Regions from separate parts of the Homo sapiens genome. Here all the other regions are linked to region 1. The links are chromatin loops, found by intact Hi-C in ENCODE. Cell type or tissue: PC-9. All regions are shown on one strand. Links, peaks and the distances in the headings refer to the core of each region. The heading gives the core; the rest is flanking DNA. Region 1 has its middle 110 kb from the start of RAD51B-AS1. Region 2 overlaps RAD51B (RAD51 paralog B). Region 3 overlaps RAD51B (RAD51 paralog B). Region 4 overlaps RAD51B (RAD51 paralog B).

What was found. A loop is a pair of places that touch in the nucleus more often than their neighbours do. Peaks named below come from ENCODE experiments on the same cell type or tissue, not always from the same donor. Only the 100,000 strongest peaks of a DNase experiment are listed, where the experiment ranks them.
Region 2: a loop joins it to region 1, with 7 times the contacts of the local background. A loop is called at or near these places in 5 of 110 quality-filtered maps.
Region 3: it touches region 1 in a loop (8-fold over the local background); 5 of 110 quality-filtered maps call a loop at or near these places.
Region 4: it touches region 1 in a loop (11-fold over the local background); 2 of 110 quality-filtered maps call a loop at or near these places.

What each region holds. Positions count from the first base shown.
Region 1 is chr14:68,574,815-68,581,100 of GRCh38, forward strand. It overlaps a transcript of RAD51B not described here. Among named protein-coding and RNA genes, the nearest start is that of RAD51B-AS1, 110 kb to the right of the region's middle. RefSeq lists an enhancer at 1,590-1,759. In PC-9, for the core only: a CTCF peak has its summit at 2,981; DNase peaks (open chromatin) are centred at 1,447, 2,007 and 3,217; H3K4me3 peaks cover 1,175 bases; H3K27ac peaks cover 3,190 bases.
Region 2 is chr14:68,456,286-68,462,571 of GRCh38, forward strand. All of the region lies in intron 9 of RAD51B (RAD51 paralog B), which reads left to right. Among named protein-coding and RNA genes, the nearest start is that of RAD51B-AS1, 230 kb to the right of the region's middle. In PC-9, for the core only: no CTCF peak of the experiment used is centred there; a DNase peak (open chromatin) is centred at 2,926; H3K4me3 peaks cover 1,772 bases; H3K27ac peaks cover 4,000 bases.
Region 3 is chr14:68,476,199-68,482,484 of GRCh38, forward strand. RAD51B (RAD51 paralog B) reads left to right here. Exons shown (of 11, transcript NM_133510.4): 11 at 1,450-1,895. The coding sequence ends at 1,466. Among named protein-coding and RNA genes, the nearest start is that of RAD51B-AS1, 210 kb to the right of the region's middle. RefSeq lists enhancers at 1-1,145, 142-361. In PC-9, for the core only: no CTCF peak of the experiment used is centred there; a DNase peak (open chromatin) is centred at 3,283; H3K27ac peaks cover 3,642 bases.
Region 4 is chr14:67,931,282-67,937,567 of GRCh38, forward strand. All of the region lies in intron 7 of RAD51B (RAD51 paralog B), which reads left to right. Among named protein-coding and RNA genes, the nearest start is that of RAD51B, 110 kb to the left of the region's middle. In PC-9, for the core only: CTCF peaks have their summits at 2,898 (motif pointing right) and 3,100; a DNase peak (open chromatin) is centred at 2,930.

The DNA.
Region 1 (6,286 bases), core at 1,114-5,113:
TTCCAAGAGCTCCTCAGAGAAGGGGGAAAGCCTGCCAATTTAGCAAGGATTTTTGGTCTCCAGTAGCTATGAAGTGTGGGGGGGATTGGGGAAATAAGCCCAGGAGCAAGAGAGGTTGGGGATGAGCAGTCTTCTCATCCAAATCCACTCTGAGGTTAGAGAAGAGGAAAGCACGCCATTGACTGGTTTTCTGATTGCCTTCATACATCCAAGTATGTTCTCCACAATGACTTTTTCTCTAGTGGGAAGCCATGGAGATGGACTTAGATAATACCAAGTACCATTTCCTGCATGCCTTTTGCAGGCCAGGCATTGTGCCAAGCCCTTCAGATGGTGCTCCTCAGTGGGAGCTTCTCAGCCAGGGTTTTCTGTCAAAGATACTGACTCGACAATCCTAGAGGATATGGAGTTTATTTATTCCCAACTGGAAAGTGAGGGACTCGAGTCTCTGAGGGGTTAGGTGACTTTCCCAAGTTCTCATAGCTTCTAAATGGTAGGGCCAGAAATCAAATGCTGTCTGATGCCAAGGCTTACATGACAAGCTCCCTCCCTGCTCCCTGCTCCCCCTGCCCCTCATTTCTCTGGCAGTCACCAGATTTTATTTTCCCCAGGATGAGAATCTGTAAAGGTTTGGGGTCTGGCTGATTTGGACTGAAATGGGCTCTGTGGCCTCTTCCCTGGGTCTTAGGCCCCATTTGAAAAATTGAAATGGACCGTTGAATCCCAGAGCCTTGCGGCATGGTAGATTGTGAAATAATTCCATCTCCTCCCCTCTCCCTCCCCAACGCCACACACCCATGGTGAATGGGGATTCTCCCAATGAGGAAGGCTCAGCAACTCCCAGGGCCCCTGACCTGTTCATTCTAGAAGCTTCAGGAGCAGCAGTCCCTGCACCCAGGCTCATGCCCCAGTTGGCAGCCAAGTTCATCCTCTGGACACCAACATAGCTTCAAAAGAGTCAGTGTCAGAAAGCCTCATACTTACCTTACCGTTTAGGGTAGTTTTTATTTTGAAATACATATAGAAAGATATATTAATCAGGGTCCCAGCAAGAAACAGAGTTCTTTTCAAAAGGATTTGACTAAGAAGAATGTAGTGAAGGCACAACTTATAGATGGACGGGCAGGGTTCAGGGCAGCAACAGGAATGTTGAGGCACCCAGGAACTAGCAATAGTGGGAAGATGATACCAGCCCTCAGCCAAAGGAGCAAAGAAAGGAAATAGTGTGACTGGGGCCTGGTGAGTCTTGGCAGCATAGAGGTGGCCACCTGGTGAGAGCAGTGGTCCCAAGGGCCACAGTCCCTGCCATAGCCAAGCACCAGAGCAAAGAGGGAGCAGGGGAAGAGACACCCTCCTGACCTCCAGCCTCCTGCCTGTACCTCACATTTGCCGGACACAAAAGGAAGCTAGAGGCAAAGGAAGCTGGTGATTCAGCTCCTAGCACTCAGCCCCAGGGGTCACAGAGCAGGGCACCAAAGGGAAGAGAATGAACATGAAGGGAGAAGGCAAATGGAGAAAAATAAGCACAGGGGACACCTTCCTCCTTTTCGTGATTAGGATTGTTACCATTGCAGACCTGCCTGCCACCCCCAACCCAGAGGACCTTGAGGCTTTGGGGAATGAGAAGTAAAGCCCCCACTAGAAGGTTGAGGATGCATAAAGCTTAAAACCCTTGTTCTAGGGAAAGTGTCTTTGCAGCCTTTCCATGGCACTTAGTGAGGAATGAGTCTTGTTTCCAGATGGAGATGCTAAAGCATCCAGGCATGCCAGCCCTGGGGAATGCAGGGAAACAGTCTTAGGGATGGACCCAGGCCTTGGTACTTTAGAGCTTCTAGGGTATGAGTCATCTTTGCCTCTTAACAATCAGATCAGTGGTACCCTTCTGACCTCTGTCATTTGGCTGCACTGGAGGCAAGAAATGGTTTGGACTCACGCAGGGGCATGATGTTAGTAAGGAAGGGGTCAGAGGTGAACCTAGCTTGGGTGCTCCACCTCTTGACTCAGAGTCTGTGCTCTTTGATGAACTTTCTGTTACCTTGGGATCTTCTACAGCAGGTCCTGGTGTGCAAGTATTTCAAGATCAAGATAAAATATTTCATTGTGTTTTATTTAGGAAAAAAATGGTAGATGAAAGCGGAACCAACAGGGGCATTCCGTTTGTGGTTTGCTGAGATTCCCTGGAAAGCAAGCTTGGGAGGCCAGGGTCTGTCAGAACACAAGACCAATGTCTTCTCCAAAACTTGGATGAACAGAAGGTGCTTACAAGCTGACAGGGAGTTATGGGGAAGGAAGCAGAATTTCCAGTTTGGTTCCAAGTCTTTTCTGGTCTTGACCTTTAGCCTAAAAACAGAGGGCCCAGTTGTTCTCCATTATTACTGTAACTCAAAAGGAGACACATGGGTCCGGGAGAGAGTTGGGAGGCAATACTAGGTTTGCACGTTCTGAGTTCATGGACACCCAAGGAACTGCCCCTCCCTAGGATAACTAGAGCCAAGCCACTGGACCCTTCTCATCCTGTGGCCTTGTCTACAATTTTAATCATTTTGAAGATGAAGGTTTTGAAGATGAAGGCCCAGCCTCAAAAAGGAATAACCAAGAACAACCCTCTCTCCCTCCTTTAGTTTAGATGCTTCCACAGTCAAATGTAAAATTATTCATGTGCTTTTACTCATTATTCATCTGATTTTATGTAAAAAAAAAAAAAATGGAATCCTAGGCTGGTCACTGCATGGTGTTCTCAATCACAAGCCATGAGCCAGGGTTCAACATGCTCCCTTCACTTCAGACCTTCCTCACAACTGAGCCTGGATCCCACTCTGGACCTCATGATCCGCCTACCACGGCCTCCCAGCGCGCCCAGCCCCTGCTTTATTTTTCTATATAGCACTTATTGTTACCAGATACATTTGTGTTTATCACCTCTCTCATCACACACACACACACACACAGTTAAAGGCAGGGACTTGGTCTATTTTCTCAAAGTTGTGTCCCCGGCACTTAGAATCCTACCTGCCGTGGTGTACATGCTCAATAAGTACTTATTAAGTGAATGAATGGAGTCAGACATGTCCTCAAGGGTAGGTTCAAATCAGGGAGAATGGTGGGTGTCCTTACTGCTTTATAGGATTTCATGCTGGCCCCAGACTTGAGTCATTTCCATCAGGCAAATTCCTGAAATACTTACTGGTCTTCCTGATTCTGTGGTATGTGCTTGTCAACAGCACATTGTCGAACACGTTGCTGCCTATGCAACACTATGTGGCAATGGCTGTTGAAACTCGTTGCTAACAGAAGTGAAAGCAAAGAAAAGCAAAGATAAAGAACGTAATGGCTGGGCGCGGTGGCTCATGCCTGTAATATCAGCACTTTGGGAGGCTGAGGTGGGCAGATCACTTGAGGTCAGGAGTTCGAGACCAACCTGGCTAACATGGTGAAACCCCTTTTCTATTGGCTGGGCGTGGTGGCATGCACCTGTAATCCCAGCTACTCGGGAGGCTGAGGCAAGAGAATCGCTTGAACCCGGGAGGTGGAGGTTGTAGTGAACGGAGATTGCACCATTGCACTCCAGCTTGGGCAACAAGAGGGAAACTCCATCTCAAAAAAACAAAAACAAAAAAAGGAGAAAGAAAGTAATTTCCCCGCCATGGATGATATGACATGGCAGCTTTCATGGAGGTTTCAGAATCTGCCGGCCCACCTCACACATGACTTCCTATGCAATTAGTATAAAGCAAAGAGACAACAGACAACACTTCACACCTGAGCCCCAGGTCCTGAATGTCTTTGGATAGCCTCTCTCCTTGAAGGATATATTGACTCACAGGCAAAGGGCCCTTATAATGATATAAAGGAGACCAAGTTGGAAGGAATAGATCACAGGAAGGTGAAGCCCAAAATCCAGAAGGGAATTTCAGGGAAAGTGGTCTGGACTCAGGTACCCTGCCCAGATCCATGTGCCTTCCAACACGTGGCAGACAGAGAGGTGACAAGACAAAGGAGGAAAGCATGCTCAAGGGATAGCTAATGGGTGTGTCATTCGACCTTCCCAAGACCTAGCTCTCTGGAAATATCAAGGGTTCAGGGGGCTGGGTCATAGGCTTGCTTTCCTTCTAGCTCACTGTGTGGACCTGGATAAGTTGCTTGGCCTTACCCATCCACCCTTAGTAGCCTCTTCTCTGGCCCCTTCCATGGTTCTGTGCAGAGTAAAGAGGTAGGACACACAGTAGGGCCCAGAAGGGTCTCCTGGCAGTCACTGATGCCAGATTCAGCTCTCTTGACTCTCCATGTTGGTGACGACACCACCAATTTTCCTTTGCACACATGGCCTCACCTTGAAAATTCAAGAGTCTACAGTCAAGTCACTTCTGCTTCTAGGGGCCTCCCAGAAGCACCTAGTATTCTGTTTCAAGTCCTTTGTCCAGCTGCTTTCAAATCACCAAACTCCTCTCTCCCTCCCCTCCATTACTACCCATGGAGATCCAGAGGAGGGACTTCTTAACTTCTCAGACAGTGAATTGAGGGAGCTCAGAGATTTCTTTTATTCCTGGAGCACAGAATGTAACGTAGGTGCACCAGATCAAAGGCATAGCAGCAGCCTGAGCTTCTCTTTGACCAAGTCCTGGGAGGCAGGCTGGGTGTTTGTGTTTGAGGATAGAGTGCCAGATGTTGCAAATAAACATAGAAAACACTCATTTAAATTTAAATTTAAGATGAACAATGAATACTTTTTTTAGTATAAGTGTGTTTTATAAAATATTTGAGCCATATGTATACCGAAAAATGATTCCTTGCTTGTCTGAAATCCAGATTGTGTTGGGTGGTCTATATTTTACCTGGCAGCCCATTTGCATGTTTCCTAAACACACCGGCAGCTCCCAAATCAGCCTGGAGAGAGCTGAGCCTGGTGCGTGGGGCATACCTTACAACCCCAGTTTCTGTTCCCCACCCATGTTCTTTCCAAGGAGGCTGGCTGCCCCACTGTCAGAGTGTCCAGGAAAGAAAATAGAAGAGAGAAAATGGTCATGGGGTTCACGGGCATTGTGCCCCCACCGTCGGCTGCAGCAGAGACTCAGTGTGGCAGATGCCTCCACGTCTCCAGCCCAGGCCCAGTCAAGCAAGGGCCCTAAGATCTGCCCAGAAGGAGAAGGTGTGGGAGGGGGCGGTGCCCGCAAGTGGAGGTGGGGGACAGGAAAGGGAAGGGCCCGCAATGCCAGCATGGAGCTTCGAAGGGGACTTTGAAAGGTGCTGCCTATGAAGCACTGCTTTCCTCCAGAGCAGCCATCCTACCTGCCTGCCCTGAGACCCCCGCTGGCTACCATTATCCCAGGACAAAACAGGGCCCGGGCTCCCGGTTCCCCCTCATTTCCTCTTTCAGTGTATTTTCTCTCCTCCATGTTCTGGAAGTTTCTCTCAGTGTAAGCCTTGTCAGGGAGGCCTGCCACTCTGCCCCACCTCTTCGCCTCCTGCTTGCCCTGCGGCCAGCTGTGGTTTGGCCTGATCTCAGAGCTTAGCACACAGCAGGTCTCCCAGGGTTGGAGGTCCATCCTACCTTTGAGTAGCTGTGTGACCTTGGAGGAGGCCTGTCCTACCTTTGAGTAGCTGTGTGACCTTGGACTACTTAGTGCTCGGCACCTCTGCTTCCTCATCTGCAAATGGGCACTCTGGGCAAGATGAAGTGAGTCACTGAGTGGGAAGTGTTTGGGACAGTGACCCGCGTGGAAGAGACATTGTTATACACGTGGGCTTTATTCCACCCCTGCTGCTCCACTCAGCTGTTCCTCAGTCACCTCCACTGATTTTGTTCTTAGCTGTAGCCCTTCTTGAACCCCTGCCGTCCTAGGTGCACACGCCTGCCCCACACCTCCCACTGTCCCCTCCCTGGGTGCCCATGACTCTCTTCTTCCCTTTCAGTTATTTTCCTCTCTCAGACCCATCCAACCAGCCCCATTTCCCCAAGGTTCTGTTCTAACCTCTCTTTAATCCTTTTTCCCTTGGAGATCTCAAGGAACAGATGGGAGCCTCAGCACAGTATAGCCTTGTATGTGCACAGGCCATTTCCACACGGGGCGGGGACGTGGCAGCTGTGCTTTGGCGGTCATCTCTGGAGAAGGGCGGCTGGGGCTCAGGAGGCTGAGGGAGCTCCTGCTTTTCACTTTCTTCCCTCCTGTGAGATTCAGTTTTTTTCATAAGCATTAATTACTTTTATTAATATAGTAGAATTGCAACTGTAATGTAGGATTTTTTTTTAGGAGAAGGGATAGATTACCTTTGACCAGGCTCTCAGGGT
Region 2 (6,286 bases), core at 917-4,916, 120 kb before region 1:
TTGACAGAATAATTTTTTTTAAAAACAACATGATCCAACTATATATGCTGTCTACAGGAGACACACTTTGAGTCAGACACAAATAGGTTGAAAGTAAAAAGATGGAAAAATACATGTCATGCAAACAGTAAAGAAAGCTGGAATGGCTATGCTACTATCAGACAGATTAGACTGTAAGACAAAAATCATTACTGGAAACAAAAAAAGAGACATTTTATAATTATAAAAGGATTGCTCCATCAGGAAGACATAACTATAAATGTATGTGCACCTAACACCTATGCCCCAAGATACATGAAGCAAAAACTAATAGAATTGAAGGGAGAAATAGAAATTCAATGATAATAGCTGGAGGCTTCAATACCCCACTTTCAATAATGGATAGGACAACTGGACAGAAGTTCAGCAAAGAAATAGAAGACTCAAACAATACTCTATGCCAACTAGACCTCAAAGGCATCTATAGAACACTCTAAACAACAGCAGATACATGTTCTTCTCAAGTATAAATTAGACTACAAGTTGAGCCTCAATAAATTTAAAAGATTGAAATCATACAAACTTCTCCAATCACAATGGAATGATTTTTTTTTTTTTTTTTTTTTTTTTTTTTTTTTTTTTTTTTTTTTTTTTTTTGCTTTTTTTGAGACAGAGTCTCACTCTGTCACCCAGGCTGGAGTGCAGTAGCACGATCTTGGCTCACTGCAACCTCTGCCTCCCAGGTTCAAGCAATTCTTGTGCCTCAGCCACCTGAGTAGCTGGGATTACAGGCATGCACCACCACACCCAACTAATTTTTGTATGTTTAGTAGAGACAGGGTTTTGCCATGTTGGTCAGGGTGGTCTTGAACTCCTGGCCTCAAGTGATCTGCTCACCTCGGCCTCCCAAAGTGCTGGTATTATAGATGTGAGCCAACACGCCCAGCCCTGGGATGAAATCGATAATCAGTAACAAAAGGAAAATTTGGAAATTCTCAGTTCTGTGCAAATTTAAAAACACACACAGACACACCCCTAAATAAGCAATAGTTCAAAGAATAAATCACAAGAGAAATTAGAAATGAGTGAAAATGAAAACAAAAATACAACATATCAAAGCTTATGTGGTGTAGTTAAAGCAGTAGTTATAGGGAAATATACAGTTTAAATGCTTATGTTAAAAAATTATTGCATGTATATTATACCTAAATAAAGCTGATATTAATGTAGAAAGAATTGGTGGCCCATATTTTTGACTGTATAAATTTGCATACTACCATATATTTGTAGTTGATAAGTTTTCTCTGATTGTGGTATAATTCAGGAAGAATTACTAATACTTTCTTTTTTTTTGAGACGGAGTCTAGCTTTGTTGCCAGGCTGGAGTGCAGTGACACAATCTCAGCTCACTGCAACCTCCACCTCCTGGGTTCAAGCGATTCTCCTGCCTCAGCCTCCCGAGTAGCTGGGATTACAGGCACGTGCCACCACGCCCAGCTAATTTTTGTATTTTTTTTTTTTTTTTTTTTTAGTAGAGACAGGGTTTCACTATGTTACCCAGGATGGTCTCAATCTCCTGACCTCGTGATACGCCCACCTCAGCCTCCCAAAGTGCTGGGATTACAGGCGTGAGCCACTGCGCCCAGCCCTAGGAATTATTAACACTTTCAAACCACATGTAAAGTTCACTGAAAAAAAAAAAAAAACCAACATGGTTTTTAAATTGTGTTAATAAATATTAAGCTTGTAGTTAACTATATGCATGCTAAAGTAGTTAGAGAAAAGTGTACTGATGTTTGCAATTTACTTTGAAATGTAATAACAACCAGAACAAAAAATAAGATGGGTTGATAGATAAATAGATATGTGCTAAAAAACAAGTGTAATAAAATTATTTTGGTCTTTTTGTTTCCGTTTTTTGAGACAGGGCCTTGGTCTGTCACCCAGGCTGGAGAGCTAATCATAGCTCATTACAACCTCAAATTCCTGGGTTCAAGTAATAAAATGTTAATGGCAGAACCAGTTGATATGTTTATGGGTATTCACTATAAAATTCTTTCACTTTTGTTTTATGTTTGAAAAGGTTCATAATAAAATGTTGAGGAAAAAACCGTAAACTCAAAATGTCATTCTGACCCTGAACTATTTACTATTCCATAATTTACTAAGTTAACATCCTACTGATCAGAAAAAATTAATATTTTCTTTAAGGAGCCCTAGCTCTTTTCTAGGCAATACTTTCTTATACTTTGGGAACTTGATGTGTTATATTATAGGTAAACATTTTGAAAACAATCACCAGAGAGGTGTTATACAAGAGCATAATGATATTCTATGAGGAAATAGGATCTTATAACCTCAGGGTCAAAATTCCTAAGAGACTCTTCCCAGAGACTACAATTATATTATTTATATATCATATTATTATATTGTATATTATTATTTATATTATATTTTTTAGGGATTCAGATCAGCTTACTTTATGTCCCCTAATTTCTGTAGAAAAACTTGGGAAGTAGGCCACATGTAGACAAATTAATAAATTCATGCCTGCTCAAATACAGTTCATTTTTCCATCCTGCCATTTTCCAGCACTGTATTACTTCTACAGATCTTGCTCTTCTATTATGAGAAGGCAGTTTAGATGCCGCTAAACTCATTCTCTGCTCTGCCCGCATAATCCTGCAAAGCTGCTGGTGTTGAGGCTTCAGTGTTCCATGCAGAGTGATTTTCCAAGTGATGAAGCAGATTCTAATCAGTCTAAGATCCAACTACAGACTGGGAGTTGGACCTCTGCCACCTTTCCCTCCAGCTCTCGCAACACAATGGGGAATTCCTGTGAGGATCACTGGGTACACTTCAAGCTCCCCTGATCCTATGGCCTCATTCCAGTCACAGATCTTCCTGTCTGGAGCATTTCCGGCCCTTCTGTCCTTTGGCTTGGAGAGTTCAGCTCAACCTGGGAAGGGACAGAAGACTTTGGGGTTATCAAAAGCCTGTTGAATTATCTGATGCAAGACTAACTGGTTTGTTTGCCTCCCTGGCTCTCTTCCTGAGCTTCAAAGCAGCTGAGAAAACAACTTTTTTCTAAGTCTTGGACAAGGAGGAAAACCCTGGCATGAAGGATTTCTGTCGCAGACACTTGGCATAGCTAGAGGAAAGGTTTGTTTAACTTACCAATGGGTTTTATTAGCCTAGGACTCCAGTTGAAGTGAGATAATAGGGTCCCTGTAGAAGGACATTTCAGTCAGTGGGCTTCCTCCCTAATTTCTCGACAGGACCCTTGCATGCAGATGAAAAGCATCAGACACATTCAACAAGGAAATCCCCACTGAATTTATCAACGACCACGTAATCTTGCTGATCATGAGGGAGACTGAGACAGGATTAAAAAACTAGCAGGACAGGAAATTGTGTATGGATGCAAAGTCATATTGGGGAGCTATCTACTTCAATTGCTTCTTGCTGAACTTCTCTTTGCTGAACGTATTACATTGTCTCTGGGCCCCACATCTTATAGCAGATAGCAGGGATAGAAAGAAAGCCAGTCCTACCACCTGTCCTTACAGGAAGAAACTCTTCTGCTTATACTTTTCCTCTGCCAGGTCATTTCACTCTTCCTTTCACCTCCCAACCAATGTGAGATTTGGGGTTGGGGTGGGAAGGGGAAGGAAATAGAAGAGAGGAAGAATTCATGACTGGTGTACAGGAAGCCTTCCTGGCACAGGAATTAGAGAAGAGAAAGTAGAAGAATCAGTGCCAGCTTACCCTCAGCCTCATGGCCGCCTATTCATGTCTGCTTTCCTGGGCCACATAGGCAAAACTCACTTTTTCCTAAGGTTGGGGCTGTATTGCAGGAACTCATGTAAACTGCCAGGACCAGAAGTCTATAAAAGCAGCCTCCAGGCCGGGCACAGTGGCTCACACCTATAATCCCAGCACTTTGGGAGGCTGAAGCAGGTGGATCACCTGAGGTCAGGAGTTCGAGACCAGCCTGGCCAACATGGTGAAATCTGGTCTCTACTAAAAATACAAAAAATTAGCTGGGTGTGGTGGCAGGTGCCTGTAATCCCAGCTACTCGGGAGGCTGAGGCAGGAGAATCACCTGAACCTGTGAGGCGGAGGTTGCAGTGAGCCAAGATCACACCACTGCACTCCAACCTGAGCAACAAGAGCAAGACTCCATCTCAAAAAAACAAACAAACAAAAGCAGCCTCCAGGGTAGCCTGTGCCCAAGGTTCCTGACATCTCTGTGCTGCCTGCTCCACACTGGCCTTCCTAGCCACCCATGGAGAAGGACTGGGCTGGGTTGCCTCAGATGAGGGCCACACCTATACTTTAAAAAGGAGGACCCAGACACTATCCCTAGAAGGTGTCGCCATCCTGGAGAAGGCCTGGGGTGACTATGCCCAGCACTTTCTGTTCTGTGGCTCCTTTTCCACTTTCTGAGCCTCTTGGAAGTGGGATCAGGCCAGGAAAAACATGTGATGCTATAGCAAGCTGAAACCAAAGACTTGACTTTGGGCCTGGCCAAGCCAAGAATCTTGGCAGTGATTGACTGGGAAGCCTGCTGTTTTCTATGGCATTTTCTGAGTCCCCTAACTCTGGGAAGAGGGAACCAGATAAGTCCTAAAAATGGATATGAATCAGTAGAGCTTCTGTGGGTCATCAATTTGTGCATTTATTCACTCATTCATTCTTGTATTTCATAATGAAGCTTCTCTTACGTATATAGCACCACACTAGAGGTTTGTGGGACCAGAAGGAGCAGCAACAACAAGAATGGGTCAAATAGATTATGTTAAATTGAGGTAACATTAACCATAAAACAGTAAAGAAAACTAATAATTAGAGAGTACAGATAAAGTATGAAGAGATTAGAGAGAGATGACTTTAGGCTGGAGAAATCGGCTGAAGCTTCTGGAAGAGGTGACATTTGTATTTAGACTTTCAGGGATGAAGGGCAGAATGAAGACTGCCAGTGTGGAAGCTTGCGAACAGCTGAGGCAGCCCGCACGGATACCCTGTCCAGCTCCCTTCTTTGTCTTGAATCATGCAATATCCATGCAGGGAAAAAAAAAAAAAAAAAAAGCCCTTATTTGCTGTTATGTATCCTGCCTCATTTAATGTATTATCCCAGAAAAGTAGATTGAGTTGTATGTGGCAGATTGGGAGCTGCCATCATGGTGGTTAAAAGTACAGACCAGGTAGTACAGAACCAGGTAGCCTGGGTTGGAACCCAGCTTCAGTACTTATAAGCTACCTACCTTTGAGGATTATTGTGAAGATTAACGTCCATTGGTTGTTGTTGTTCTCATCAGCATTATTACTGTAGGAACCCTGGAAGTCTCCCCTACCCACCCAAGTCCTATTGCACTTTCTATCATGACAGACCATTTCTCTTTTTTGAGAGTCTTATATTACAATGCAGACACACCTGAGAGGGCTAATGCGTGAAGGTTTACCAGCCCTCACTTTAGGGGTAGAGATAATTAGCTGACAGCTTATTTACTAAGAGCAAAATAGAAACCTGGGGAGAGGGACATAAAAGAAGGAGGAGAGAGTTTACAAGGAGAAGCCCATGGGCCCCAATGGCCAATTTTCCTTCCACGCTTTATTTAGAGTACATAGGCCTCTGTGTTTCTACTTGTCATTGGAGAGAAACCTCCACACACCAGCATAGGGATGAAGTGAAGAACAGTGAGGAAGATGCCTGCCCATCATTCTAGGAGCCCTCAGCTGAAAAGCACCGTATTGGGCCCTAGAGAAGGGAACAGAGTGAGATTACAGAAAATGCCCCAGATCTGCTGAGTCCCACTGAAAATTCAGAGCTTGCCTCTAAAAAATAAACTGAGGTAGAAACAGGTAGCAGTATTTTAATAAGTGCACATTTACAGAGTGTAAATTGAATCTGCCTGGCCCAGAGTGTGGTACTCAATAAATGTTTGTTGATGGATGGATTGAATGCCCTAGAGTGAGGAGCACGTAGTGGAATGTCACAGTGGAAAAAGCCCAAAGGCTTCCCTGTATTGTCTGTCTTCTGCCACCAGAATGTCAGCTCTATGAGATCAAGGACCTCTCTGTCTTATTCCCTGCTCTATCCCCTGCACCTACAACAGTGCCAAGCACAAAGAAAAGAGCCCAGTAAATATTTGTGGATTGAATAAGTGCATGGATGGGTGGGTGGATGGCACAAATAACGAAAATTGCTTCCAGATGGTAGTGGGATTGGGGATCCAGCATCGAGTACATATTGGATATACCTTAAATGTTCCTCCAAAGAATTGATGGATAGTTGGATCAATTA
Region 3 (6,286 bases), core at 1,149-5,148, 99 kb before region 1:
AAGTAGGATGACTGAGGTAGGTTCTTGAGAGTACGTGGGACTTGGACTGGATTTCAGCTTGTGAATACTGACAAAAACCGCATTCCATTGTCTCTTGACAGAAGCCAATTTCTTTTGCTATTTGAGGATAGATTCAGGGACACTGGGGAATGCTGATTAGTTCCATCACTAATGCTGATTAGTAGTGAATGTTGAGTCATGCTGACTAATGTGTTCTAAATGGATTGACTCAACAATAAAGGCAACGTTGAGAGTCAAGAGTTCAGATCCTGAATTTCACCGATGAAGTGTAAATCATTTCGCCACTTAGTGCTTAATTTTTTTGTCAATTAAAATGTGCTCGTGGGTGAGAATCCAGTAAGTCATCTTGACCCATGAGGGCTTTACAAACTTCAAGGATAACAGACAGCTTAACAGCAACTACCAGGACAGGCTTATGCAACCTCAGGTTATTCATAGCTCACACAGAGTCAGAACACCCATCACATGCTGCTCGCCAGCCATGCGAAACTTCTGTTTCCTCACACATGCCATGAGAACTGACAAACAGTGCACTGAACTCACAAAACCCGACAAATAGAGGAGCTTTTGAAAAATCTTCCTATCTACCTACTGGGGTGTCTGTGTCTTTCTACAACAAATGTCGCCACAGAACTAAGGGCTTGCATTGCAGACACAGCTCTTTCTCTCTTTTGACATCTCCCCAGCTAGACTGCTTGAGAACCTGGCCTTCCATGTCCAGATGTTTACTGAATTCTGAAGCCCTCCCAGAGAGCCCAGGTTCTTTTGTTGCTCTCCAAATCATTTCCCACAGAGGCTGACCAGTGTCCTGAAGGAGCCCTTCAATAGGGAGGATAAATGAAGGCAGATGAAGACATGACCCCCTGAGGCTTGCCCACATCCACTGGAACAAAGGGTGTGAGGCACAACCTTGTAAGGAGTGTTTTGGTCAGCCGCGTCCCTATGCGAGGCCAAGTCTCCCCCACAGGGCTGCTTTCAATGGCTACCATCATAGTGGAAGTATTGGGCATTTGTTAAGGACTGTGGTGTGCTAGATATAGCACAAAACATCTAAATCATGGTCCCCTGCCTTTGTGAGGGCTTCCTGGCTACAGATGGCAGCTGGCTTTCTCAGGGGAAACTTGGGGGTCATAGAGAAAGCTGAAGAGGGGTGCTTGCTTCTGTGGATGACCTCTTCCCACCCAGTGCAGCGACACTCCCCTTTTGTCTATAGCTATCCTTAGTCAAGCCAGGGCTGCGGGACCCTAACCCACACTTCCGCTGTGTTTCTGGATCTCTGGTTTGCAAGGCCAGTGGCTCTGTGGGCAATACGTATGAAAGAGGACTGCTGTTGGAGGAAAGTTCCATTTAGGTTGCTGGTGGGAAGTTAGTGCATTTCATAACAATTTTTTTTTTTCAAACTTTCTCTTTTTTTTTTTTTTCCTTTAGGCCAAGAGAAGCCATAGGGATACTGTGACCTTTGTCTAGAGTTGATGGGGGTGTGATTTGTGAAATAAAACAGGACCGTACTGCTTGGAAGAAGGAAACGGAAGCTGACATAATGGGGATTAATTAGTTGATTGCTGTTGAGATGGTAACAGATTTGCTCCTAAACCATTGAGCTAGCGATTTCAGACCTAGCAGGGAAGGTGAAGATGAAGAAGCCTTTGTTCAGGTCTCTAGATGTGTAGGGCTGAGGGCTTTGCCGCCATGGGATGTCAACAGCCATAATAATAATTTGCACTTATATAGCACCTTTCAACCAGGCACCTCAAAGCGGTTTAACCACATTAATTAATTAAAGCCCACAATCCTCCTGGGGAGAGGAGGAGGATGACTAACAAGATTTGTAATTACAGGAGGGAACATTTCCGAATAAAGTATTGTCTACCAGATAAAAAGAGTAGGTGTAAAGGAATTGGGGTCTCCAAATAGTAACCGATTCAGAAATGAAATCATGGAATGATGTGGGAGGCTGGGGGCGGGCATGGGCAAGGGGGTCGACTCTGTGTCAGAGGGAGGTCGATGGGCTCAGAATTCACTGACAGGTTCAGATCCAGCCGAGAAGTGGAGCATGTATGGTATTAGTGGCATTTGAAGGTCATTAGTGGCATAACTATTGTAGTGTAAATTCAAGTTTTATTGGTATATTGTGTATAGCCCTGCAGAACAAAGACTGAGACTCATGCAGTATTTAATAAAGGATGAAATGATTTCTTTAGATTTAAAGCCCAAAGCTGGGCCAGTCAATTAGCAAATAAATCAATTGGTGACCCGTAGGATAATTTAGTCGTTTCCAGTAGAACACCCAGCCTACACACTCCTACTGCCATGAGGCTCTGATTGAAGCATCAGACTGGGTTCAGGGCAAGGTCTGGGGGCTTTAGCCCCTTCAAAGCCAGGCATTAAATCTTTCCAGCCTTTGGCCTTGTGACCTATCTTACCCAGGTTGTTAGTGACCTCAAGCTGTCCTCTGTAGAATCACTTTGTACCTGCTCCTCCATCAGAGATTTTTAGTGCATTGAGGGCTAGAATCAAGTCTCATCCTATTTCATGTCTCCTATGAGTGCCCAACAGAGTGCTGTGCACCAAGTAGGTGCAGATTGATGAAGATTGATGAAGAAAGACTGAGTCCTTTAACGACTCAGTATTTGTTGAGCGCATACCAAGTGCTCAGGTAAAGCTTGAAAACAAAGCTCAGTGTGTGCCTGCCCTCCAAAAATGTACTCCAAGGAATGGGAAAAGACTTACAAACTATTAACTATAATATAAAGCAGAATCACATCCAAGCCCCGGGCAGCAAGGGCAATAGGAAGAGCATCTTATTCAGCTGGAGTGAATCAGGGAAGGTATTGGTGTGCTGTGCATCGGAAGGCAAGAAGGATTTGGGTAGACCTGGAAGAGGCAGAGCAGGAAGATGTCCCAGGCTGTGACCATGTGTCTCCCTCTGAGTGAGGTACATTTTGAGAACTTGGGATGTTCAATAGAATGTTGGTGAAAACCAAGGTGAGTTTTCGTATTTAATCAGGAAATATACATTTCCTGTGGATTCTTATGACATGAATTGGTTAATTTCAGACATCAAGGGACTATTTGAGAAGTTGGAGGTAGGGTTCAGGATACAGTACTCCAAAATCCGGCACGTTGGCCTTGAAAAAACAGCAGAGGCAGGAAGGCCGTTGTCACCTTCCCCTCACCCCTCCTCTCCTGAAGCAGGTTGTAAAATGTTCATTCCTGAAGTGTTCACTCTCTACCCAGAGGAAAGGAATGTCCTTATCTCTGAAGACACAGGGACAGAGAAGAATCTGAACAAACAGGCCTTGCTAAATTTCCCCCAGTTTATTCCCATTAGATCATACTCTTTAGTCCTCCAATCATACTTCTGCCTGACTGTCTACTCTTCATCAAACTTAAGCATAAAAATACACAGATTTCCCTGGTTTGGGGGTGGTCTTTCTTCTTATTCTTCTTTTTTTTTTTTTTTTTTTTTGCCAGAGTCTCACTCTGTCTCCCAGTCTGGAGTACAGCAGTGCTATCACAGCTCACTGCAGCCTCAACCTCCCAGGCTCAAGCAATACTCCAACCTCAGCCTCCGAAGTAGCTGGGACCACAGATGGGCATCACCACACCTGGCTAATTTTTTATTTTTTGTAGAGACAGAGTCTCTACTGTGTTGCCCAGGCTGGTCTTGAACTCCTGGGCTCAAGTGATCTTCCAGGCTCAAGCCACCTTCCCAGCTCAGCCTCCTAAAGTTCTGGGATTACAGGCATGAGCCACCGCGCCCAGCCAGGTCTTCATTTCTAAAGGTTCTCATGTCACATAAAACTTACGTTAAATAAATTTTTATGCTTTTCTCTTGTAAATCTTGTTGTTGTTGCTGTTATTGTTGTTTGAGATGGAGTGTTGCTCTGTCACCCAGGTTGGAGTGCAGTGGCATGATCTTGGCCCACTGCAACCCCTGCCTCCCGGGTTCAAGCAATTCTCCTGCCTCAGCCTCCCATGTAGCCAGGATTACAGGCATGTGCCACCATGCCCGGTTAACTTTTGTACTTTTTTTTAGTAGAGATGAAGTTTCACCATGTTGGCCAGGCTGGTCTCGAACTCCTGTCCTCAGGAGATCTGCCCTCGTCGGCCTCCCAAAGTGCTGGGATTACAGGTGTGAGCCCGGCCTTCTCTTGTAAATCTGTCTTTTGTTATGGGGGCCTTGGCCATGAACCTTGCAATGCGTTCATGCAAGATATTACTTTTTCTCCCCTACAGTTTCTGGTGCCCAATATGGGGTGACTGAGACACCCCACTCATTCTGGATCTTGCAGATGAGATCCTGGGGCAACTGACAAAAAGCTGGAAAAATTAGAATTCTTATCAAAGTCAGCTCTCCCAGATCTCTGTCTGTAGTGCTTGGTCAAGAGAGACGTTAGAAATTTCTCCTTGTCCCTTCCTTCCCAAATTCAGATTATCAGGAAAAAAAAAAAAATGTCTATATTGTGACTCTCTGACTAAATCTGGCTTTAAGGTACTCGTTTGTTACTGATCCTTTCCCTCGCAGGGACTGCTGTCTCTTTCCTTGTTTTTCTCAATTTCTGTCCTGATAACTTGGTTTGATTTTCTCCCTGTTGGGGCATGCAAGCTGTCTTGAGTTCCCCAACCAACTTCAGGGGAGGGAACTCAAGAATACGGCTGGACAGAAATGTGGGTTGCACCCTATTTCCAGCTATCCTACCAAGTATTGCCAGCTCTTGGGGGGTTTATTTGTATATTTCTTTTGACTCTCTTTGGGGGTAGTTCTGGATTTGGGAGGGCTGCACTCTCTTTTGAGAACCCCTTCTTAGTCCATGGTGAAGTCATAAAAGGCTCTTTGGTTTTGGTTGAGTCACTTAGTAGGTACTTTCAGTTTAAAACAAGAAAAAGGTAAATGTATATGTTTTTCTCTTGTTAATCTGTGTTTTCTTGTAGTGCTCTCAGCCACGAACCTTGAGATAGGTGAGGAAAATATATTATTTTTCCTCCCTTACATTGAGCAAGATGCTGTCTGTTCTCTGCAACTCCTAATTGTTCTCTCTTCACCTCCATTGTCTGCCACGAAAAAAAAAATGCTACATTGTTCACACATTAAAATGGATCACTCAAAAGTGTCTGAAAAAAGCAAGAGGAAAACATATCCTAATTCCAAATGTCAAAAATTAAGTGGCTCCTCCTTGAGACTACCTTTTTGACCCCAAGAAACAATAAGAGAGTGCCCTATACCCAGTGTTTGACAAACCAATACAGTACTCTCCTGCCCAAGGCCCTCCAGGCCTTCACCACAAACCATGCTGCAGGGACAGGACGTAAGCACTGCCTCTGATATGGAGCACTTGCTGCGTGTCTGACACACACTTTACATACACAATCTTCTCTAATGCTTCCAGTAATCTTACAGGTAGAATTTTGTATTATTCCTTCTCTACAGATGAGGAACTGAAGCAGGAGAGGTTCAGTTTGTCACCAGAAAGGATGAAATGTGGATTTGAACTCAGGCAGTTCTACTCTCTTTTCTCTTTCATCCCTTGCCCTGTAATATTTCTGTTCACAACTCTTATTCATCCTAAGTTCACTAAAGTACTCAGCATAATACTACACACACAATAGTAAAGAACTCAGTGAATATTTTCTAAATAAAAGAATCACCAGGAACAATGCTAGTAGTTTGATCTTCTACTCTGAGCAGTGATGCTCAGAATATAGTAGAGGTTCCATCACTGCCTTATCATGTCACCATTTTTAAGGAGCAGAAGACATGCACAGGAAAGTTGCCCCAGGAAATGTTCACAAGAAAGAAGGACACAGGTAGCATTCTTCCCCGTGAGCTGATAATCTGCCAAGCTGGTACCACCCATGAGATTCTAGTGTGGCATTTTGTATCATTAATTACTTTTACTGAAAGTAATTACTTTTACTGAAAGTAATTAATGATGCAATTCAGAGATATTTTAGGGGTGTGTGTGTGTGTGTGTGTGTATGTGTGTGTGTATCAAAGTTCAACTTTGTCTCCCTAATCCTGCTAGCCTTCTGGCCATTCTATTAAGGTATTGCAGTCCTGGTGAAGATTCAGAAATGTGTGGTCCCCGTCAGCCTACAGGGTGAACATTTTGGATTAACCCAGAGAGCCTTGAACTCTGTGCATAATGTCTTTTAGGTTGTGTGTTGTGAACAAAGCAAAATGACTGCTCAGAGACAGGGTTGTAAAAGTTTGTCCAGCAAAACCAGGATTGCCAAATGAGAATTCTGGAAAGGGAGGATAAGG
Region 4 (6,286 bases), core at 1,367-5,366, 640 kb before region 1:
AGTCTATTGTTGATGCTTTTGAGTGTACTTTGTATTTTTTCAAGGACTTCTTCAGTTCCAAAATTTTGGTTTGTTTCTTTTTTATTCTATCACTGTGGTAAACTGCTCCTTTATTTCCTGAATTGTTTTTCTGATTTCTTTGTATTGTTTTTTGAAATTCTCTTGTATCTCATTGGGCTTCTTTAGTATCATAATTTTGAATTCTTTTTCTGGGATTTCTTTTTTTTTTTTTTTTTTTGAGACAGAGTTTTGCTCTTGTTGCCCAGGCTGGAGGGCAATGGCACAACCTCAGCTCACTGCAACCTCTGCCTCCCGGGTTCAAGCAATTCTCCTGCCTCAGCCTCCTGAGTAGCTGGGATTACAGGTGCCCACCACCACGCCTGGCTAATTTTTTGTATTTTTAGTAGAGATGGGTTTCACCATGTTGGCCAGGCTGGTCTCGACCTCTTGACCTCAGGTGATCCATCTGCCTTGGCCTCCCAAAGTGCTGGGATTATAGGCGTGAATCACAGTGCCCGGCCCAGCATTTCTTGAATTTCTTTTTATTGGGATGTGTTGCTGGAGAATTATTATGTTCCTTTGGAGGTGTCATAGTTCTTTGCTTTTTCATGTTTTCTATATCCTTGTGTTGACATCTGCACACCTGGTATAATAGTTGCTTCTTCAAATTTTTTATTTTTTTATTTTTAACTTTTCTTCAACTTTTGTTTTAGATTCTAGGGGTACATGTTCAGGTTTGTTACAAAGTTATATTATGTGATGCTGGAGTTTGGAGTACAATTGAACATGTCACCCAGGAAGTGAGCACAGTATTCAATAAGTAGTTTTCAATCTTTGTCTTCCTCCCTCCCTCCTACCTCATGTATTTTCCAGCATCTGTTGTTCCCATCTTTATGTCCATGTGTACCCAATGTTTAGCTCCTGCTTTTGGATTTTCTTTCATAGGAGATGTATCAATGGTGCTAGTTGGGTGGGCTCTTTGGCTTTGATTCTGGGTGCATTCAGTTGTGTAGTCTCTGTATTATTTCTTTAGCTATAAACAATATCTGTGTTATCTGTGATTTCCTCCATGGTTTATGGTGTGGTTATTAGTGGAGCTTATAGTGAAGTTTGGTGGGACAGGGATGCTAGGCAGGCCACTTTTTGGGCCCTATTGGTGGTAGCGGTGGGCTGATCATACTTGTTCTTAGGCCCCAGCACAGTGTGCAGTGGCACTAGTTTTAGTGGGACCAAGAGGTTCAATTCTTGGCTCCCCAGGTGGCTTGCTCAGATGCTGAGGTGGTGGTGGCAGAGGTGGGGTGGGCAGGTGAGCAAGTTCTCATGTCCCTGGGAATTTGGTATGGTGTGGGTAGTGGCAGCAGCAGTGAGGAGAAGACCCTCTGGGTCCCAAGCAGTATGTGCTAATGTTGATGGTGGCTGTGATGCAGGGTCACTATCCACAGCCCCAGACACACAGCTCTTAGACTTGTCCACTCTTGGCAGCAACAGTACTGTACTGCTATGCCAAGGAGGGGAGGGGCCCCATGTTCACGTATGAGTCTAAGCATGGAGGCCACACCACCAGTGGGGGCACAGTTACTACTTACAGCCCCAGACAGGCAGCTCCTCCGGCTTGTCCACCCTGGCCCCTGGCAATAGCAGCAGTGGCAGCGGCTGTAGTGGTGTGCAGAGGAGGAGAGAGGCTCCTGTTGTATATGTGTAAACCTGAGCACAGAGACCACTCCATTGGTGCAGGCAGGGTCACTGCTTCCAGCTCCAGACAGCTATTATGCTTACCCATCTGGGTTCCTAGTGACAGCTACTGCTATGGCAATATGCAGAGAAGGGGAGGAGATCTTTCCACTTGTGAGCTTGAGCACAGAATTTGTGCTGCCTTTCCGGTAGAATGCACCTTTGGTACACTGTAACTTTTTGGTACACTGCACCATTCCCTGAGGAGTAGTGTTTTCCATGGGCTAGAATACTGGGGACCCTGGAGCACCTTTGGGTCCAGCCAGTGCTATGCTGCTGTAGCCATTTGAGTCAACACTGGGGTTGTTAGTGGGAGATCCCAGAATGTGGAGATATGGGGCCTCTGATTTCCAGGTCAGGATGCAGTCCTATGACAGCTGTGCTCTCACAGTAGTGCTCTGCAGTAGCAGCTTAGGCCTTGGGGGTGTGACTGACCCAGCATGAGTTCCTTGTCTGGTGCAATGCCCTTGTGGGTCTCCAGATCACCACCCTTGCTAGTATCAGGGTTTGTGTGGGTAGAGGAGCTCTCCCATGGTTTGGATTGCTGCAGTCCACAGTGGGGACATGGATTGTTAAGGTTCTCTCACTTACCCTTCCCTATGATAATGAGTCCCTTGGGGCTCATAGCTGATCTTGGCTGAGTTGGTCACTTGCTTCCTTCTCCTTCTTTGCCTCAGGTGTTTCCTGTGACTAGATCCTGTTGGACACTAGTGTTCTCTTCTAGATGTTCTATTATAGGTGTGATTATTTTGGTTATATATTAGTAATTTTGGTTCTTTCTGGAGAGGGTGAGTGTCCAATCTCTCTAGTTAGCCACCTTGAATACATCTCTGCTGAGGAGTTCAGGAAGAGCAGAAGCTACCTCTATGCTCCTGCTGAGTCAGGCAATGCCTATACCTTTAATTCTACCAGAATTGAAGTAACAAATTTGTCTACTTTAGGGCAATAAATAAAGTCAATATACACCTGACTACAAAGCTTCGTAGACTATCAACATCAGTTACTTCTGACAGCTTGGTTGTAGATGTGAAAGGAAATGGGTTCATTGTATCTGATGCTGCCGTTAGACCAAGCTGGCACCACAGAAGACCTGGAATTTGTTAATACTGCTTAACTTTCATGTTTCCTGGTACAATCAGGATGAAGGGAACTGTAACCACTAGGTGGCATCTTTTAATTAGAAAACTGTGAATACTCCATTGCTCACTAGGATCCTTGTGGCCTACTTAGCAAAGCAATTGCCTGTGAGAGCAGCTGGTGGCAGTCTTTAAGATGCAGATTTCAAATAGGAGAGAAAGGAAGAGATAAAGATAAAAAGAGAGGAAAGAAGTGGGAGGGCAAGAGAAGAGAAAAGGAGAAAGTAAACAGGCGTACTGTGAAGGAAGTAGTAAAATGCCATCAGTAATTAGCTCAGGAAAGTGGTATTTATGGCATTTGTTGCTTACCATTGTTTCATTTCTTTATTTATTTGACACGTATTTAATGGGAATTAGGAATTCTGGCTGAGGATACGAGATGCTGTTTCTACCCTCAGAGAGTTGATAGCTAAAGGGAGTTTAAAATATCTCAACTTAAAATCTTGACCCCCTTCCTGTAGAGTATGTTAAATAATACATGAAATAATACCTTTTATTTTTAGTTTTATTTGTTTCGTATTCTCTATTTCATTCCCCTATCAGAGAAAAGAGTTTCTGGAGTACTCTAGTTGACATACTTTGAAAATTAGCCCCTTGAGGGCAGGGAGTGTATATTATTGAGGAATCTGGAGCATGTTGTTCCATCCCTGACTCTTATTGATGGGGGGGAATGTCCATACGTTGAACGAATGGTAGGATCAGATGAGAAACCTCAGCAAGGTGTCTCCTGGTTATAGTCTACAGCCTTCCTGGCTCTTTGTAGAATTTAGGCTTCTGACTTTGAATGCTTTCCTGACAGCACCATACTCTCCTCTGCTATATAGCACACTATCATATTGCCTGTTTACGAGGCATTTGTGTTTCTCCACAGTGATGAATTCTTTTATGGTAGGGTCTGTTTCTAATTTAATTTATTTATGTAGTTTCAGTGTTTAGCAGGTGGTGAGTGCTCAATAAATTTTGGTTAAATGAATGAATAAATCTGACTAATTATAGTGTACTTGGTATAAGATAAATTTGTATAGGAATCCTTTTGGAGAGAGTTAATTTTTGGATATGCCAGAAAGACCATCCTTTAAGATTTTTTTTACATATGTGAGGATGATTAGGCAATTACTTTGAGTGTAAGATATGGTGCACTTTCAAAGATAACCAGAAGATATACCAGTTGTATGCTAGAGATGGATTTGTAGTGCCAATTCTACAAATACAACTCTTAAAAAAGTTTTTTTTTCAGAGACAGTCTTGCTCTCTTGCCCAAATGGGAGTTCAATGGCTCGATTATAGCTCACTGCAGCTTTCACCTCCTGGGGTTGGGTGATTTTCCTGCCTCAGCATCCCATGTAGCTAGGACTACAGGCACATACCATCAGGCCATGCTGATTTTAAAATTTTTTTGTAGAGATGGGGATCTTGCTGTGTTGCCCAGGCTAGTTATAAATCCCTGGCCTCAAGGGATCCTCCTGCTTTGGCCTCCCAAAGTGTTGGGATTAGAAGTGTGAGCCACTGCCCCTGGCCAACTCTTTTAAATTTTAAAGTGGATTCTGTTGCGTTGTCTTAGATAAGTAGCCCAGCTGCAGTCTTCTTGTTTCTTTTTTCTAAAATAATAGGCACTGATGACATCTATTATTTGCTCCTTCAGGATCTAGGGCCTGCCGAGGACTTCATCTTATAAAGATGAGTATGAGAACTGAGACAAGGTCAAGTAGAGTAGTAAAAGGTGGGCAGAGAGGGATTTCACTATGGCGGAATTCTATTATACCAGAGGATAATGTCAGTAGGCCAACGTCTGTTTGTTGAATGCCAGAACTTTCATATTCAAGAATATATATTAGAAAATAGATGTCATTTTATTAATAGACCTTTTTAGAAAGGTCTATCTTATAAAGGACACATTATAAAAAGCCTTCAAAAAACAAAAATTTTAACAGCTTTTTGAGATATAATTTACATACCATACAATTCACCCTTTTAAGGTACACAATATAGGGTTCTTTTTTTAGCATATTGACAGATTGTGCAACGATCACCACAGTCTAATTCCAAAACATTTCACCACCCCAAGAAGAAACCCTGTACCCAGTAGCAGCCACTCTCTCACTCTGCATTTCCACCTTCCCCAAGCCCTTGGAAATCTCTATTTGCTATCTCTATAGATTTGCCTGTTATGGACATTTCATGAAAGTGGAGTCATATAATGTGTGTTCTTTTGTGACTGGCTTCTTTCATATAGCATAAAGTTTTCAAAATTAGTGTTGCAGCATGTTATCAGTATTCTTCATTCCTTTTCATTGCCAAATAATATACTGTTGTATAGATAGAACTCATTTTGTTTATCCATTTATCAGTTGATGGACATTTGGTTTATTTTCACATTTTGGGTATTATGAATAATGCAGTAATAAGCATCCATGTACAAGCTTTTGTTTGGACATATGTTTTTATTTCTCTTGGTTATATCCCCAGGAGTAGAATTGCTGGATCATATGGCAGCTCTGTGTTTAATAATTTGAGGAACTGTGAAGCCACTTTTCCAAAGTCCTACCAGCAGCGAGCTAGGGTTCCAGTTTCTCCACATCCTCACTAATACTTGTCATCTTTTTCTTAAAAATTACAATAATCCTTGTAGTGCTTGTGAAGTGGTTATGTCATTGTGGTTTTTGTTTGCATTTTCTAATGGCTGATGATGTTGAGAATTTTCAAGTGTTTATTGACCATTTGTATATCTCTTTTGGAGAAAGTCTATTTAAATCTCTTGCCCAGTTGTAATTGGGTTGTCTTTTTATTATTGTATTTTAAAGTGCTCATTTTATATGTTGGATACAAGACCCTTAATAGATATTTGATTTTCAAATATTTTCTCCCATTCTGTCCTTTTACTTTCTTGATGGTCTTACTTGTAGCAGAAATATGTTATATACACATATATGTAAATGTAATATTTATAGCATAATGAAATAAAGTAGTTTAGAAGGATTTGCAGTAGGGTGCCATGAAGGGGATAACAGTTGTCTTTTATTGAAATTCAAAGCTGAGCCCTAAATCCATATGTAATACAATTATGGGAAGCCAAAAAAGAACAGAAGCTGCTCAGAGTGAAACATAATGTCCTACAGCACATGACACACCTTCTTCCTGTCTTTGTGATATCCCAGTTACAAGCTAGTTAGAGAAATGATAGGGATTGGGGTAGTGAGAAAAGAATAGTTGTTTCCTTTGGTGTCTCAGGTAAGATATACTGTTAGAGATATAGCTAGAAATAAAACCAACCGGTTCTAGCAGAGATGACGATAATTCTACTTTTGTCAAATCACCACCAGAGAAATCTCCTCTCAGTTGATTAACATCATGTGCCGCAGGCTGTTTCTTTCTTTTACTCTAGGTATAGTGGGAGTAACCCATTGGCAAGAAAAACTCAT